Linked DNA regions of Homo sapiens: all the other regions are linked to region 1. Evidence: read pairs that join two places in POLR2A ChIA-PET (ENCODE). Cell type or tissue: MCF 10A. All regions are shown on one strand.

Region 1 (4,000 bases):
CTACAAAAAATGTAAAAAATTAACCAGGAATGGTGGCACATGCTTGTAGTCCCAGCTTCTTGGGAGGCTGAGGCAGGAGGATCACTTGAGCTCAGGAGCTGGAGGTTATAGTGAACCATGATCATGGCACTGCACTCCAGCCTGGGCAACAGAGTGAGACTCTGTCTCTAACAGAAATTTCTTTAAAATCATTAGATGGTGCCATTGCAAGCTGAAATCATGGAAGCAGCTTCTCACTACCTTGCCAATCCCCAGGAAGCTGCAAATGTGTCCACAGAGTCTGGCTCCATAGATGAAAAGGTGGGGTCGACCAGGGCTATCAGTTCCCTGTATTTGGGGTTTGAAGGGGTTTCTGTGGGAGGAACTCTGGCTCTAAATTTTACCCTTTTTCTCACTAGACAGAGAAACTTGCTCTCTTTTAAATCTGTGTTACTGGGTTCTAAAAGAATGAGGTGTTAGCAAATCTGAACTGAATCAACAGTTTGGGGAGTAGCAGAGTATACCACTTCCTCATCGGTAAGAAGATACACTCCTGAATATCTTTAAACAACATGCCCCTTCAATGCACTGGAAATGTGACTACTTTAATACAAATGTGATTTTACATAATTTCCCAGGAACTCAATCATTTTTAAAGGCAAGATGCACCTGTACTGTGACTTACATTAAATGTGTGGTATTATTTGTTTCATGGATAGTTAAACCTATGAGTTGAAGATCGGAATAGAGGGAGGATGAATATGAGAAACTTGAAAGATTTTAAAGGGTCTCTGTAAAAAAAAAGTTTATGATTTGGGTTACAAAGCGGGAAGTAAAGGATCTATATTTGTGTTGTGGTTTTTGGGGTGTATGCTTAAAGAAACTGAAGGATACCTCATAACCTACTACCTGGCATGTTATGTATCAGGGAGAGCTGGGCAGAGAGCAGGGACTGGAGGCAGACTTCACTGTACCCCTTTTTTTGCACCCTTGGTTTGTAAACCCTATTATAATCTGCATTTTTCCTTCTTCATTTCCCACATCTGTCACCAGGGCCTGACTCTGGGAGGACACTAAGCTCTCTAAGTCACACATCTGTGTGTTTTCTAGTGAAGGAGGCAGATATCTAAAGGAAAACTGGAGATACCTTGTGATAAATGCTAAACAGCCTGCCAGGCAGAGGAGGTGCTAATTACCTGTCTGAGGGCTTAAGAGGTGGGTTTTCAACAGGGCAGAGAAGAAAGGAAAGTGGACTCCTGCCTGAGGACACTGCTGATTGGGTAGCAGAGCACAGACCTGTGCCAGGAAAATGGATGGGGAGTGTCTGAGTCACAGTGTGTGTGTGTCGGGGTGGGGGGGGTGTAATGTAGAGTTGTGAACGCCTGGAGTTGAGTGAGGAGGAGGGAAGAGAGAAGGGGAATGAAGGAGAGGAGGCTGGAAATGTTGAGTGGGACCAGCTTGTGCAGAGAAATTTGGATTTTCCTTGGGATGTAGGGATCCATAAGAGGCCCCAACATATATATCTGAAAACCAACAGATGACAGCTGGGAGTGGTTGTGGCTACAGACTGGAGGCCCCTCATCTGCGAGGTGAGAGGCTAGATCAGCTCTGTGCTGGAGCCCCGTCCAGGACTGACTTTTTATGACTAGGTCAGTGTTTCTTCTCTCTATGCAATTGCTTGTGCCATCCAACTGAGGCTCAGCCAGGAGCATGCAGAGCCCTCTCATTAATGTCTTGCTGTCCTAAGGAGGTGAGAAATATTATCTGTCCCATTGCTCAGGGGAGAAGTTGCAGCCTGGGGTGAAACCACTTGCCTGTGCCTGGAAGTGAGTCAGTGGTGAAACCAGAGCCTGCTACCCAGCGGGAAGAAAGATGAGACACTAAAGAAACTCCAATGGCTGTGCTCCTCCCTCCCCACCCTGCCCAGATGTTCTGGGAGACTCTGGCTGAACTCCGGGGCACACCCATCCATGTTCCTGGCAAGCATGGCAGGCCGCAGTGTTTTCACTACCCACTTTTTAGCTGCTGCTGGCTCGGAGCCAGGATGGGGTGGCTGAGCCCTGGCGAAGCTTTGGGGCTGCCTGGAGAGGGCAGGGCACCTGCCAGTGGGTGCCCTGGTACCACCAGAAGGATCAAGGCATACGTTTGCTCATTGAAACTTGGCAGCTCTAAACAGGGGCAGAGCAGTTTTCAGCTGACATTCAGGGTGGATCTCACTCTGTTTGCATATGAAATCAATGAGATAATGGATGGGAAAACATTTTGAAAAGTCACCAAACTTCTTCTTGCACCCCATCCTGCTGCTTTCCTCCTGCATTTCCTATTTCTATTACTACCACACTGTTCCCCAAGCCTCTTTGATGCCTTTTCCCCTTCATTTCTTCTCACTTCACAGCTAAACAGATGCTGGACTTTTTGACTTGATTTCTGATATTGCTCTTACATTCATCCCCCTCAAGGTCATTTCCCTGCCCTGGGCCAGACCTTGAATTTCTCACTTATACTAGAGTAACTAAGTTTATCTGCTCTACCTCCCTCTTCTCCTTTCTTTGAATTCATTAGCCACACTGATACCAGAATTAATAAGCATAGGCCAAACCCCTGATTATTTTACTCCTCCAATCCCAATCTTCCAAAGGCTCTCTATGGCCTGTGGAGTCATAAACTTAAAGTCCAGTATTCGAACCTCCTGTGTTGCCCCATTTCCTTCTGTGCACAGAGATTTTCTAACTTACCTTGACTTTCTCCCCGGATGCCTTTGCTGAAGCCATGTCATCTACCTGGAATACCTTCACCTTCAATACCCTCCTGACAATTTTTTTTTCCTCTCTGAACTTTAAGGTTGAAAAAGGATTGGGGATAAGTTATTGATGGGATAGGAAAGGAGGAAATGGAAACACGTCTTAGATGTATCAAAAACCCTTTATTTTAATGATCTTATTAATATATTCATGCAACAAATATTTATTTTATGCAAGGCACTGTGCTGAGGAGCGGGATGGAAAGATTCACTGTTTACTTCCTTGGGCACAAGAATCTGGAGGTATGAGGATTAAGGGTACATTTTCTTTTGTGTTTAATCAAACAAATCCACAATTACCACTCTAATCCAGGTGCAAAAATATCTATAAGCTGGTTATTTCTCTTTTTGCCCTAGCCGCCAGGAAGCTCAAAGGCAAATTAGACTCTCATTCACGGTATTCATTTGCTCAAATGTTCACACATAACAAGTGCCAAGTACATACTTAGAACTATGTTAGATTGAACCGTGTTATCATAGTTGCTGCCCTCAAAGAGACAACTGTTAACTCTTATATTTAATATTATCTGTTTTCTCTCTTCCTGTTTTTGTAGTTCCACCTTATTAACTTGTTGTATATATCATTTGTTTTACATTTGCTATAATTCTTTTCACAAGAGGTGAGATACAGTCAATAAACAAAAGTAAAAAATTTTCAAACACTGTTCATGAGGTCACAGGTCTGATCTCCATTGTCATGAGTTACATATGTTCTTTTATTATAGACTCTGTCCTAAGCCAGCTAGACATATAAATAATGTTGGAAACACAGTTTGATTGGATCGTAACAATTTTGTAAAGCTTTACTTTTCTCTGTGTCACCTTGTAAACACAGAGTGACATTTAACATTCTATCACAATTCAAATATTTAGCCCCACATTATTATTTTGGTGGGGGTATGATTTGTTTTTCTGCTCCCAGTATATAATTTTAATTTAAAAAATTCATTTCACTATTGGTAGTGTTTGTCACCTCAAATCCTGTTTAGAAACTAGGAGAGATATATTATATAAATAAATTAACAATGGAATAAACACGGCATATCCATCAGAAGAATGAGGATGGATGTACGTTCAGGGGCAGGGGCATTCTCAGTTCCATTGTGGTTTAATGCTCTTGGTAGGTGAAGACACAGGTAGAGTCCCTTCCTGAAAATACCTGTAGGAAGCTGGAGTCTTGCTACTGGCTTGATGGAGATGGTCTCTGCACCTGTTGCAACA
Region 2 (4,000 bases), 76 kb after region 1:
TGGGCAGGTATATAAATTGTTAGTATTTAAGCCAAAGCTGGATATAATTTAGCAGAGATGCTGGGGAAAGAACACTAAAATAAAAAAGTTCATTCCCACTAGACTGGTGGCTCTCAAACATTATGTGCATCAGAATCACCTGGAAAGCTTGTTAAAACACAGACTGCTGGGTTCCACCACTGAGCTTCTGACTCAGAAGGTGGGTGGGGGGCAAGAATTTACCTTTCCAAAAAATTCTCCGGTGATGTTGGTGGTCCGGAGACTACACTTTGAGAACCGCATTTCTAATGTCTTGTCCAAATCTGAGAGTCTGTGATCCTTAATAATCTTTCATTCCTTGGGAGTACAATAGGGTCTTTTTATCTGCTATGTTCTCAGCATTTAGCACAATGTCTGATCCATAAAAGGCATAGTAGACTGAAAACGTTCCCCAAAGACATCAGGTCCAAAAGATCTTTGTAGATGTGATTAAATTAAGGATCTTGAGATGAGGGCGTAATCCTGGTTTGTCTGGGTGGGCCTGAAATGCTATCGCAAGGGTTTTTATAAATAGAGACATTTTACAAACACACACACACACACACACACACGAAGGCAATGTGAAGACAGGCAGAGATGGGTGTGATGTGGCCATAAGCCAAGGAATGTTGGCATTGGCAGCCACCAGAAGCCAGAAGCAGCAAGGAATGGAATCTTCCCTTAAGCCTCTAGAGGGAGCGTAGCTCTGCTGATATCTTTGTTTCAGCCTAGTGAAACGGATTTTGAACTTCTGGTCTCTAGAACCGCGAGAGAATAAATTTCTGTTGTTTTAAGCCACCAATTGTCAGGTAATTTGTTACAGTGACCATAAGAAATAAGTGTAGTTGATAGTCAGTAAACATCAATGAAATGAATAGGGGAGCCAGATGTAGACTATGTGATGTCCATTTAACTGATACATAAACTGAGGGCTTCATGTCTCAGGTCCAAATGTGCAGTGTATGTTTACTGAAAGGGAGGCCCAAATCTGTCACCTACCTCAGTTTCCTTTCTACTAGCCCAACTGCACAATGAAATCAGACTCCCTAAGGATGGGCCTGTGCTTCACTATTGTTTCAGAAGTTCACCAGCCAGGATTGAAAACTGCCTAGACCGAGCTATGTCATAGAAGCTGGCTGATCCTCAGTATGACTGCTGAGAGCTTAAATGCACACCAGAGGCTTTAGAGTTTGCACAGTACTCCTATCAGATCTAACCCCACAACAGCTGTCTAAGGCAGGCAGGGTGGGTGCCATCATTTCCCAGATGAATAATGAAGCCCTGGGGAAAATTAGCTATCTTGGAGCAGCCAATCCTCCAACCAGACTCAGCTCTCTGACTCCGTATCCAGAGCCTCTTGTGCTACACGGCAGTTCCTGCCCTCAGCAGTGATGTGTGAATGTGTGCACCTAATGACTATTCAGGTAAATTCATTGTCAGCCCTGAGATTTTGGACACTGGAAACATGAACATTTTACATGCTGAATTACTTTAAACTTATTATGGGAGAAGAGGTAGGTAAGATTTGAAGCCAGGGAGCCTTGGCAACCCTTCTTTAGAGGGAGTTTAAATTCATCCCAAACCAGTTCCTGGGGCATTTTACATCTGACTCTTGGGCTAGACATGGGTGACAAATGGTTCCAAACACATGCTAGAATGCTCATATCAGCAAACGAAGGATCTCCCTTTGGGATAACTAGATCTGTAGTGCCATTTTGCTTGTGTGAATATCCAGGCAACTGGCTCTCTCTCTCTCTCTTTTTTTTTTTTTATCAATAATCAGAGAAAAGCACTTGAGCACACATTTCAGTGACTTTGGGTCAGTGGATTTTAAGGTGAATCAACAATACCCTTACCCCCTCCCAACTCCAGATGGACATATAATCATAGCTTCATAAATGTGACCACAAAAGATTAGATGAAGGCACAGGGCAAGGAGGCTGGAGTCTCTGGTGTGGGTGTTTTGTAAGACACCCCCAGCAGGGGCCAGAAGTCTGTTTGCTCTGCCTGCTTGGCCCAGCTGCCAGCTCTGATGATTCACTCTGCCAGTTGGATATTACCTAGTGATTTTTATGGAGTTAAATCTAAAGGAAATTTGAGGAGGAGATCGCTTCCTCTATTTTAATTAGACTTCTGAGACTGTTTGCTTCAAATGCAACTGCACCGCCACACATCTGTAGCAGACTGGCTGCTGGAACAGCAATAAGGCACCATGAATTTTAACTATCTGGAGAGGGTTATTTGAATAGCCAGGTCATGATAGCTGCCGCCTGAGCCTGTGTGTGAGCACAGGCGCGCAAACACGCATACACACGCACACACACACGGTGTACCTCATACAGATGTTTGAACAGTCCCTGGGGAACACACATTTTCTGTTGTAATAAAGGAAAACACAGTCCTCAGCTGTAACCTAGGAGACATGGGATCCCATCAGAATTGGAATCTTTAACCGCATCTTGGCTGCTTGCAGGACCGGCCCAGGAGGGGTTTTTCTAGCACAGGCTTCACGTTGCCTTGTAGTTCCCGGTGGCAGCCGCTGCCGAGGAGACAGCTGCCTGCTGTTCGCTCACACATAAATCCCTGGGGAGAAATAAGAGCTAAGTGGTTGTTACAAAGGGGTGATGGGTTTGACTCCCATAGCTAGTCACAGAAACATTCCTGCCTCTTCCAGACCACACTTTCTCATCCCGAGACACCTTTCTGCCCCTAATCTCTGTGCATGTTTTGGAATCACAGGGCTGGAAGTAGACTCTGGGGGCCACCTACCTGTTTCCCCACTGCTTGTCACTTCCTCATCCAAGCAGGCCCAACCCAGGAGAGCTGTCCATCCCTGTTACCCCTTGGGAAGGGCATAAATATTGTTATCTCCATTTAATAATGTGGTGCTAGAGTAAGGTAGAGAATATTTGTTCCAGGAGAAATGACAGCGGTTTTCAGCCTAGTGACCTGGAGGTGATTTAAACCCCCTCATCTGGATTTGTTTAACACACTTCAGTTTTATTATTCGGTTTTCACACAGGAAGTTAATGAATAACGCAATCTGGCTCTGAAACTATACAACCAAACAAGGCACCCTGGCTGGGAAGCTCACTCTCAGGACAAGTGTACCTTGATTTACACAATAGCAGCATTCCTGGGAAATTGTCTATAAATCAGAATTTTGAAATAAAAGAGCCTTTAGAGAAATATAAGGCATATAGTACGTCAGTCTGTTTTTAATTTTTTTAATTTAATTTTATTTTTTTTTAGCAAAGCCAAGAGCCATCTTGGAACATGAATAATTTTCCCCTAACAGATTTTTAAAATAAATTTGTTGAGTTAGAGTATTCCTCAATAAACCTCTGTATTAAGCATGGCTCACAGGGCTGGTGTGGCCCTTGTAGGAGGTGTTGCCTGGGAGTTGAGTGAATCCTGGAATGTTTGGGCTGGGAGACCTGGGCAGAGGGACCCACCTTCACCCTTCCCAGATGAATAACTGGAGCATACCAGTGCTCTGGGACACAAAGGAACAAAAGAATTCACAGTTGTAACTCACCCTGAGGGCCCAATTCCAGCCCAGTCTTGTCACCGCCTCCCTTTTGGCAAATTACTTCTTGAATCTGGGCTTCTTTCTTTTAGGAGAGGTGTAGTCCGAGAGGTGTAGTCCGAGCTCCAATTTACCTATCAGGAATAGAGGGAGAGAGAGTTCAGTTTTTTTAGTCCTTTAGAGAAATGGACTATCTCACATGTGAAGAGAATTTCTAAAGTCACTGGTCATATTCTGCCCCCGAACCATCTTCAGAATATGATGATTGGACCGGATCAGGTGGATTTTATGGAAGGAAGCCCACTCTGTGCTACTTGGGGCAACTGGCTAGCCAATGGGGTAGAAGGCAGTGCAGATAATTAGGTAGTTTGCTTTGAAGCTCCCATGTTTCCTATTATCAAGCATAATAGGGGACTGTTTTGATTTATTCTTTCTATTAACATATTATTAATA
Region 3 (4,000 bases), 250 kb after region 1:
TGCCCAAATTCTGCCACTGATTCCTGATGAATGCCTGCTCAGCCTCAGGACTCAGCTCAGAATGTCCTTCCCAGGAAGCCTCCCTGGACCCTAACCCTGACGCTCCCATCCCACCTCCCACCCTGGGTTGTCATGTTGCCTTGTTTTGCTCCCTAGCCTTACCTGTAGACTCCTCCAGCTCCTCATCTTGGTGCCCATCACAGTGTCTGCCCCAGAGTTAGGTTCCATAAAAGTTGTGGACTGAATTAAACAAATGAACCAATCATTCAAACTGGCCACCTAGGTCAATCCTGAGTGGCGGGATCTGGAGAGACCAAGGAGCCTATCTCAGCCTCTCCAAAGATTAGAGCAGTGCTTAGGACCCTTCCTGGCATGCTGTGGGGGCTCAATAAATGTTAGGACCCTTCCCCTTTGCTTTCTCCTCAATCCAGGGAGATGCATGGCTCATTCTGTTAGAATATTATCATCAGGGTGGTTTTCAGGACACTTCTGTTATGAGTAGGGAGATATTCTAAAACATCTTTGCAAGACTATTTTTTAAAAAGGGTATTCCCTCTCTAATCATATTGGGAAAAAACCCTTTGCGATTTTGCCAATACCAGGCCTGTATCTGCTCCTAGCACTGTTCTATCTCCCTCCTATGCTCAAGCCAATTCTTGGAGGTGCAGATCCCCTCTCAGCCCTGGCATCTTACTCTCCCCGTGCCCAAGCTTCCAAAATTACCCCATTCACTCTCTTCTCTTCCCAACCCCAGCCCATATTTTCCTAAGCAGAAAGAAATGAGATCTAATTTATTCCACAGTATTGATAGTGGCACAATGATTTCATTTGGGGAGAGGGAGAGATTTCTGGTAGTTCAGGGGACAGGAGTGCTGCCTGATGCCCCTTTATGGACCCCTGAAACTTCTCCTTTTTCCTCCGTACCCAACCTCCTGGCTGTGACCAGGAGGAAAGCCAGGAGAAAGAAACAGAATGCTAGTGCCCAGAGCCTCCAGCCTGCCCTAGCCTTGGAACAAAGACGTGGTCGCCTGCAGGAAGCAGCACACATTCTCCACAGGCCCGTCAACCTGCCCTCAGCCTCCGTCCTGGAAAACGCCCGCCGCGCTCCACCTCTCACAACAGCTGGCCCGCGTGTCACAGCCAATTAGGCTTTGGAGGGAGTGAGAGGGAAAGCAGTGACACCGCATATTGACCCCTGCTGGCACGGGGCAGATGTGGAGGCCAGCACGCGTCCCCCGCACGGCCACGCCGCTAATTAATCACCTCGGCCACCGAGTCGTGACAGCGCTTTGCGCTCCGCGAGGCGCACTCGGAGGCAGGGGCCGGGCACCTGCGGAGAGAACGGCCGGCGGGGAAGCACTGGGCCACCAGCCGTTCCCTCTCTCAGCTGGCCTGGCAGGTTGTTTCTGGCAAGTTTTCACTAAAGCTGTTGGGGTTAAAAGTAAGGATGGAAAAGGAGGAAACTTTAAAAAGTCCTAAGTCATTACATGTAGGACAGGTTGGTGGAGCCAGCGAGGTGGGCACAGAGGAGGGGATTGGAGGGGAGCCAAGCAAAGGAGCTCTCTCTGGGGTGGGCGTTTGGGAAGAGCTAATGGGGTGCTCAAGGGAAATGAGCCTGGAACTAGGTGGCTCTCAGTCTTGGCTTACATATTTCCTCCTGCCTTCTCTGCAAATCGCCTTCATCCTATTGTTGCTTCACCAGACGTGTAGGGAAGGGGTGAAGTCATTGACCAAATGCCAAGGAGAATGCCTTCTTACACATCTCTCAAGATTGACTGAGACTTGACCTAGACCTCACTGCCTCCAAGAAACCGTCTGGAGTACACTGTGGGTGGCCTCCCTGTGACCCCCACTGCACCCTGAACGTTCCCAATCATAGCACTCAAGACACTGAACTGGAATTGTCTACGGAGTGAGCACAAGGGCCCTACCAGTGTTACTCATCTCAGTCACTCCAGGCCCTAGCACAGTGTGTGGAGCCAGCTATGAATCATATGAATCATATGTGGAATGATTCACGAACAAAGCATGATCCTTACCTTCAAGGAGCTCATGGCCTGCTGGAGAGAGCGGCTCATACCAGTTAATTGCACTGCAGACCGTACAGGGTAAGGGGTGAAGGTGGAGAAGAGGCATGCCAGCCCCAGCTTAGCCACAAAGCACACAAGTGTTCCTATTTGTGAGCAACTGCTTTTGTTGCTTTTGTGGAAATCTTGGGTCAAGTCTACTCTGATTCTATTCAAGCTCGAAATAATAGCTGAAGAAAGTCAACCACTGTATAGTTTATTCTTAGGCAAAAACTCTTTCTTTCTTCCAGATAAAGCTAGCCCTGGTCACTCAAAAGCTAAATATAAGTGAGGCTGCCTGAGGGCATGTGAAACACAGTTTGGGAACAGGGTATATGCTTCCACTTGGTTTTAGGTTGTTACAAGTTTGTTCCAGCACTAAGACTTATGGCTGATTTATGCCTATGAGATTAAGCCTGAACTCTTAGTGTGTGTGAGAGGAATGCTTTTTGGCATCCGGCCCTGACAGATAATCATACTGACATTATAAGAAGAAGAAGGAGGAGGAGGAGGAGGAGGAGGAGAAGAATAAGAAGAGGAAGAAGAAGAAGAAGGAGAAGGAGAAGGAGGAGGAGAAGGAGGAGGAGAAGAATAAGAAGAGGAAGAAGAAGAAGAAGGAGAAGGAGGAGGAGGAGGAGAAGAATAAGAAGAGGAAGAAGAAGAAGAAGGAGAAGGAGAAGGAGGAGGAGGAGGAGAAGAATAAGAAGAGGAAGAAGAAGAAGAAGGAGAAGGAGAAGGAGGAGGAGGAGGAGGAGAAGAATAAGAAGAGGAAGAAGAAAAAGGAGAAGGAGAAGGAGGAGGAGGAGGAGAAGGAGAAGGAGAAGAATAAGAAGAAGGAGAATGAGAAGGAGGAGAAGAAGGAGAAGATGAAGAGCAGCAGGAAGAGGAAGAGGAAAACAAGGGGTCAGGCAGGCATTCATTTTGCTGATATTATGGATACCAAGTGGGATGGGTTAGACATTCTCCCTGCTAAGAAGGTTTTAGTTTAGTGACAAAAGCCATTTAATTTCTCCAGGTGTTGGTGTCTTCCCTTGTCAAATGGGAATGATTATGCTAATCTTGAAGTATTGGTCACACCACGCCTTGTTTGGACATTTTTCTTAGAGAAGTAACCATTCTTGTGTGCATTATATTTTGACTTTTGATACTTCTTTTTTATGTATGCTATGCCACAAATTCCAGTTTGTGACATTTACAACAAAATTTTGGTGAGCGATAAAAGGGCCAATGTTTGCTTTTTCAAAATAAATTTACCCAGAAAAGAGCTGGTCAGTTAAATGTTTTCTTCCTGCTATTTCAAACGCTTTGTTTTTGTTTCTTTGCTTTTGCTTGATGTTCAGCACTGTGCTAGGTACTACTGGGGAAGCAGAAAAATGTTTTATTTTTCTATTTTTTATTTGGGATCTATATGTAAATACATGCTGTAAGTCTGTGGGTGAATTTGAGAGTGTGTCCGCGTGTGAAAGAGTATGTGTAAGTATGTGTGTGTGTGCTTATAAGTGTATGTATGCATACTGTGGAGGACAAGACGTGTGGGTGAATGTGTGAATGTGTGTTTGTGTGAAAGTGTTTGTATAAGTGTATTTGTGTGATATCGACTGTGGGTTAGTAAGCACAGATGTGAGTATTTTATGCATGTGAGTTTATATGTGTGAGTAGGTGCGTGAGTGTGGGTATATGCGTAAGTGTGTGTGTGTAACAATGAGCATGTGTGAGAATGTATGGTTGCATGTGTGTTGGCATGAACATGAATGCATTGTGTGCACATGTGTGAATGATCATGTGTGCCTGCAGGCGTGTGTGTCTGCAAGTGTGTGTGTGTGTATAACGCAGCATGTTTGTGTATGTCAGTGAAAGCACCATGATGTCTCTTTCACTGAGTAGTCCTGAAGAACATTTACACTCATGAGAGCAGAAGACGGGAAGTCTTAGTA

The links. ChIA-PET counts read pairs that join two places held together with the same protein. Peaks named below come from ENCODE experiments on the same cell type or tissue, not always from the same donor. Only the 100,000 strongest peaks of a DNase experiment are listed, where the experiment ranks them.
Region 2: POLR2A ChIA-PET joins it to region 1 with 5 read pairs; 1 of 35 experiments calls an interaction of 5 or more read pairs at or near these places.
Region 3: POLR2A ChIA-PET joins it to region 1 with 5 read pairs; 1 of 35 experiments calls an interaction of 5 or more read pairs at or near these places.

What each region holds. Positions count from the first base shown.
Region 1 is chr1:165,362,798-165,366,797 of GRCh38, reverse strand. No RefSeq gene overlaps it. Among named protein-coding and RNA genes, the nearest start is that of LMX1A, 8.1 kb to the right of the region's middle. In MCF 10A, no CTCF peak of the experiment used is centred here; DNase peaks (open chromatin) are centred at 1,297 and 1,897.
Region 2 is chr1:165,287,032-165,291,031 of GRCh38, reverse strand. All of the region lies in intron 3 of LMX1A (LIM homeobox transcription factor 1 alpha), which reads left to right. Among named protein-coding and RNA genes, the nearest start is that of LMX1A, 68 kb to the left of the region's middle. In MCF 10A, no CTCF peak of the experiment used is centred here; DNase peaks (open chromatin) are centred at 681 and 2,011.
Region 3 is chr1:165,114,871-165,118,870 of GRCh38, reverse strand. No RefSeq gene overlaps it. Among named protein-coding and RNA genes, the nearest start is that of LMX1A-AS2, 87 kb to the left of the region's middle. In MCF 10A, no CTCF peak of the experiment used is centred here; a DNase peak (open chromatin) is centred at 1,970.